Regions from separate parts of the Homo sapiens genome. Here region 2 is linked to region 1. A link is an interaction called in ENCODE POLR2A ChIA-PET data of the cell type or tissue named here. Cell type or tissue: K562. All regions are shown on one strand. Each heading gives the region's core, and the rest is flanking DNA. Links, peaks and the distances in the headings are about the cores only.

Region 1 (2,899 bases), core at 400-2,899:
GTCTGCAGAGGTGAAGTGCACATGTGGAAAGGGATCAAATGTAGCACAGTGTAAAGAAAGACAGCAACACAGGTAGAGGGACCCAGTGTGTGCTGGGAGGTGGCTGTGGAAGGTAAGTATAGACCTACATCTCTGTTGGGGAGGTGGTCAGGGCAGAATGGCCTGGGTGTTTAGCAGCTTCTAGGGGTGAGGGTGGCAGGACCCCAAAACCAAGGCCCTCTGCATCGTTGTTGTAATAATCAGCTCTGGCATATTCAGCTGCAACTGTCCCTGAAGAAGAGGTTTCTGAGCTGGCTGACCCCATGTAGGAGGGTGTTACCTTGTAGAAAAAGCTGGAGGGACCTGGTGGGACAGTGCAGTGAGGCAGGGTAGAAATGGTCAGTTGTTTAGGGCCAGTGGCCACATACCAAAATACCACCAATGTGCCCAGGGCCAAACTGCCTTAATTCTGAGTGCTGTGTGTTCTGCAGGTGACAGTTTCCTGAGGAGAGGGGTGTATCCAGGCTTACCTCCCAGCAGGAGTGGTACCATATGGTGTTTATGTACTACTCTATAGAACTCTTGGCTTGCACTTCTACAGCTCTGTACATTTATAAGAATAAATGCAATCACACTAGTTGAGCTGTGTCTGTGTTGCAGTGGATTTTAAAGGCCTTGGCCAGGCACAATGGCTCATGCTTGTAATCCCAGCACTTTCAGAGGCTGAGGCAAGCAAATCACAAGGTCAGGAGTTTGAGACCAACCTGACCTTACCTGGAATTGTAGATCCTGTCACCCCGTCTCTACTGAAACCCCGTCTCTACTAAAAATACAAAAACTTAGCTGGGTGTGGTGGCAGGCGCCTGTAGTCCCAGCTACTCAGGAGCTGAGGCAGAAGAATCGCTTGAACCCAGTGGGCGGAGGTTGCAGTGAGCTATCGCGCCACTGCACTCCAGCCCGGGAGACAGTGCGAGACTCCGTCTCAAAAAAATAAAAGTTAAGAATATCCTGGATATCCTGAAATGAAGAAATAGCTTAACAGCTGACTACAGCAATTCCTTCTGGAAACTCCCTCCCCTTTCTGCTGTTCCCACTGGGCATCACTTTCGGGCCTGTTTCACTGGACGGCATGAGTGAAATAGGCTCTTGCAAGTCACTTCTGTAGAATGGGTTCCCTTTAGCAGACCTTTTCTTTCCAGCTCATCTTTATTGTTTTTTAGCTGAAGAAAATTTGGAGGCAAGAAAACCCAGGAGATTTTTGAAGGTGGTTTCCTGGAACTCCATTGTATAGGGACTCTAGTGTGGGCAGAAGCCCAGAAAGATTCTTTTGCATGAATTTAAACCTTTATCCCACAGGAAGGAGCCAGTGGACTAAGTGATTAGTCTGTGGTGACAGGATCTACGATTGCAGGTCAGAAACCTCAGCAGCAGCAGACAGCCGACAGCCTCTTGCAGGTGTGTGCCACCCCTGGAGCAGGGCATCAGGAGATTCCCTCCTTCACACTTCCTGCCCGTTTAGGAAAGCTAACTGGGCTTCTCCTCGCCATGAAAATTGTCTAATTCGGTTCCTGAGTCCCTGTAATCTGCAACAGTTGAGTATGTTGTAGAGAAGTGGTTGACAGTCAATGGTTTCAGTTTTGCAGGCCGTACAGTCTAGTGCAACTCTTCAACTTTGCCACTGTGGCTTGAAAGCAGCCAGACAGTATGGAAATGAACAGGTATGGCCAGAACTGGCCTGCCAGCCTGGTTTGCGGACCCCTCCTCTAGGGCCAGTTGAAAAACAGGAGCCGGGCCAGGCGTGGTGGCTCACGCCTGTAATCCCAGCACTTTGGGAGGCTGAGGTGGGCGGATCACGAGGTCAGAAGATCGAGACCATCCTGGCTAACACAGTGAAACCCCATCTCTACTAAAAATACCAAAAAAATTGGCTGGGCGTGGTGGTGGGCGCCTGTGGTCCCAGCTACTTGGGAGGCTGAGGCAGAAGAGTGGCGTGAACCCGGGAGGCGGAGCTTGCAATGAGCCGAGATCGTGCCACTGCACTCCAGCCTGGGCTACAGACCGAGACTCCGTCTCAAAAAAAAAAAAAAGAGAAAAACAGGAGCGAAGAGTCTTGCACTGGTGACTGGTGTATCCTTTGAGTCACCTTCTCTGTAGGGCTGCTTGCAAGCTGTGCCTCTGGGCAGACCCAAGGCCTGCTTGCAAGCTGTGCCTGTGAGGCCAAAGCTGGCTTCCTCTCCCACTCCTTCCCATACCGGTGTTCTGGAGTGTAGCCTGCTCACTCCCCCGAGAAGCTGTATGAAATAGGAATAAAGCAAAAACTGGGGCATCATGTAGGGAGGGCTCTTTTGGCCCACTTTAGGAACAGGTACCCCAAAGGCTGAGTGCTCATTACCCCACAGCCTCAACACAAGTGATCTTTAATTGCTTTGACAGAACAAGGGTGTAAACAGCGTTAGTCTACAGGCCTACCCTTTCCCTTTCCTCCTCTGCAGCTGAGGAAATGGGCAGTCCCATCGCTAGAACCCTGTTCTTAGAAATTACCTGGTCTCTTGCTCTGACAGATGCTGAGCTAATGCTGGGTCACATATTTAACAGCTAGCCTAAAGCCATAGGCTGGAACAGAGTTGGCAAGAGCCTGGCTCAGGTGTAGCGAGGAGTAGAGAGGGAAGACAAAGGGAGTATCAGACCCCTCACACGGGCCTCTCCTCCCCAAAGATGGTTCCACCTGGGTGTGTTCAGGAGTCACTACCTTCACGCTCCCTCCTCCCCCACCCCAGCTCTTCCAGGGTATACCTAAGGGGTCCAGAGCAAGGAAGGGGGCTTGAGCTGGGCCCGAGGAGGTGAGGTTGGCTGGAATTTAGGGTGGCTGGCAGAGGAGAGCTGGGGAGGCTGCAGCCTTTACAGCAGACAGCAGGCACGG
Region 2 (2,899 bases), core at 295-2,794, 510 kb after region 1:
AAGCTCTGCCTGATGGAAGATGCCCACTGTCCCTGCGTCTACCTCCTGCTTGGGCTTGGGAGGGCCTCCAGGCGTTCACATCCTCTCCAGGCCTGGCCTCGAGGTCCCAAGAGGGGATAGGTGTCCAGAGGCAGGGTTGGGCTGGATGAAAATTCAGGTGAGAGGACATGACTTTGGTAGCTTGCGCCTCCTGGGAACACCTGGAAGTCACCTACTGAATCATCAGAGCCACTTGCCTGGGATGGAACTAAGGTTTCCTAAGAATCCACCCACTTCCTCTTTTCTAAAAGTCCCTTTCATCACTTCAGGGAAAAGGAACTCGTCTTCATTGACATCCCTGCATGCACGAGAGCAGGTCATGATTTACCTGGTGTGGTGCTCATGATGGCTTCATGGGGAGGGCGCTGTTGTTCTTCCCATCTGACAGGTGGGGAAGCTGAGGCCGTACAGGTACTGTGACCTACCCAAAGTCACATTGTGGAGTGAGTCTGTGGAGGTCACAGACACGGTATGGAGCATGGGGGCCCTGGCCATGGTGTTATCCGTCTCCTGCAGGTGGCTGCCAAGAAGCCTCTGTGACCTGGTAAATTCCTGATCTCTTCATCTATCTTGGGTACCGGTTTGGTTTCCTTGAATGCTTGAGGTTCCTTTCACTCTCACGGACATATGACAGAGTTCTTCCATCTCCCGTCACAGGCACTTCATGCAGGGCCCCACGCTACCATCGTGGGCTTCCTCATTCTTGCTTTGAAGGTCATGACCTCCTGGAGGCCCAGGAAGGGACATGAACCCTAATCCCCCTGGCTGGACCATTGGCTCCCTGAAGGCAGGAACCAAGTCCCAAAGCTTCATTCCCCATTTCTTTTCAGAGCCGACTCAGTCCTGGTGCCTAGGGGTGGATGGTGGGGGTCATCCCAGGAGGCACAGGTCCTGTAAGAAAGGAAGTAGCACCTACTGAGCTTTTGTTTGTTTGTTTGTTTTTGTTTTTGAGGTGGAGTCTCACTCTGTCACCCAGACTGGAGTGCAGCAGCGCGATCTTGCCTCACTGCAAACTCCACCTCCCGGGTTTAAGCTGTTCTCCTGCCTCAGCCTCCTGAGTAGCTGGGATTACAGGCGCACGCCACCACATCCAGCTAATTTTTTGTGTTTTTAGTAGAGACGGGGGTTTCGCCATGTTGGCCAGGCTGGTCTTGGACTCCTGACCTCAAGCAATCTGCCCACCTTGGCCTCCTAAAGTGCTGGGATTACAGGCGTGAGCCACCTTGCCTGGCGTTTGGATGAGCCAGGCTCTAGCACCATCTCCCCCACTCCTTTACAGGAACCCTCTGAGGACGATGTTACTGTCAGCACCCCCATTTTACAGGTGAGGGAATGAAGGTGACATAGCTGGCTTCCAGCCCTCATCTCTGAGCCCAGAGCCTGTACGCTGTACACTCGAGCAGGCAGAGACTGCACAAGCAGAGAGCAGGCCTCTGTGGGTCACGACAGGGGAGCCAGGTCAGCCCCGTCACGCATGGGCCCCCAGCACTGGCTGGCAGCCCCCCTCGGGGGCCAATCCCGAGTCCCCACTGGGAGGTCCAGCAGTGAGTGCTCCATGGTGCCCTGGTGACGGGGGGGGCCTGTGAGGCAGGCCGTGAGCCAAATGTCCCCACACAGCCTATCTCAGGCCACTCACAGAAAAGGAAAGAAAATATCTTGAGATCTTTTCTGGCCTTATCAGCCCCACACAGAGGCCCCGCTGTGGTGTGGTAACAGGGTCCGTGAGTGTGTGCTCAGATAAGCGCCAGGCGTTTCTGAGAACCTGCAAGGCACCGTCCTGAGTTCCCCCTCTCTAGAACATTCTTCTTCCACATGCTGCACAACTGGTTCCCTTAGGTCCTCAGGGCATATTCTTAGAGAGGCCCTCCTTGACCAGCCTTCTCAACCCCTTGCCCTCCCCTCCTGCCTCCAGCTTCGTCTCCCTCCTGGACACTCCCCGTCTCTGGGAGCCTCCTGCGGGTTCCTGGCTGGTGTCTGTTTTCCCAGCATGAGGGAAGCTCCTGGAGGGCAAGAGGCACATCTGTCTGGGCCTCGGGATCCTGGTGCTGCTCAGTAATGTCCATTGCCAGAGTGAGGCAGGGAAGGAGGTCTCAGCCCTAAGGTGTTCTTGGCATAGGGCCTGGCCTATGCGTGTATTTTATCTAATCCCTCTAACGACTTTACAAGGCAAAATTTATTATCTTCATTTCATAAATGAAGGAGCTCAGAATATAAAGCAGCTTGTGGGAGATCACAGAGAGTGTTAGTGGAAATTTGAACCAGGGGGGTCTGTGAGGCTCCAAAGAGGTGGGTGATGCCCCCTGAGCTGAAGGGGTGGGGCAGGAGACCCGTCCTAGCCTGGGCTCAGCTGCAGCCTCGCTCTGGGACTGTGGGCCGCAGGCTTCTCTTTGTATACTGGGGCTGGGGTCGCTCCCTGAGCTAAGATCCTGGCTCCAATGGAAGAAAGGTGATTTGCAGTGAGGGGGGTGAGGGGGCTTGGAGCCTCGGAGGAAGGGGTTGAAGCTGGGTAGGGAACAAGGGGCAGGATCCTCCTGAGGTGCCAGCATGGGAAACCGTGGGGGAAGGGCTTGGCCACAGGAATGAACTCAAAAAAGGGATCGAAGCACCCTGAGCTCCGAGCTGGATGCACAGGTGGGTGAGCCTTGGAAGCAGGAGGGACCTCCAGGGGGAGGGCACAGCAGCCGCATCCAGGCTGGGTGTCCCTGGGCCACAAGCTCAGCCTCTCTGTGGCTTTCCCAGCTTCAAGCAGAAGCTCAACCCTGGGAGAAGCGCTCTCTCGGGTTCCCCTGCTCCTAGCCCCAAGGACCCAGCCTGCTAGGTCCCACCAGCCCTGAAGCTAGGTCCACAGGTGCATATGGGC

Evidence for each region. Peaks named below come from ENCODE experiments on the same cell type or tissue, not always from the same donor. Only the 100,000 strongest peaks of a DNase experiment are listed, where the experiment ranks them.
Region 2: POLR2A ChIA-PET joins it to region 1 with 5 read pairs; 2 of 35 experiments call an interaction of 5 or more read pairs at or near these places.

Annotation. Positions count from the first base shown.
Region 1 is chr15:74,897,709-74,900,607 of GRCh38, reverse strand. MPI (mannose phosphate isomerase) reads right to left here. Exons shown (of 8, transcript NM_002435.3): 8 at 1-2,899. The coding sequence ends at 2,878. It overlaps FAM219B (family with sequence similarity 219 member B), which reads left to right. Exons shown (of 5, transcript NM_020447.5): 5 at 1-616. Among named protein-coding and RNA genes, the nearest start is that of FAM219B, 7.7 kb to the left of the region's middle. RefSeq lists an enhancer at 1,397-1,896. In K562, for the core only: no CTCF peak of the experiment used is centred there; no DNase peak of the experiment used is centred there.
Region 2 is chr15:74,388,550-74,391,448 of GRCh38, reverse strand. LINC02255 (long intergenic non-protein coding RNA 2255) reads right to left here. Exons shown (of 4, transcript NR_146881.1): 3 at 368-930. Among named protein-coding and RNA genes, the nearest start is that of LINC02255, 11 kb to the right of the region's middle. RefSeq lists an enhancer at 2,714-2,899. In K562, for the core only: no CTCF peak of the experiment used is centred there; a DNase peak (open chromatin) is centred at 1,648.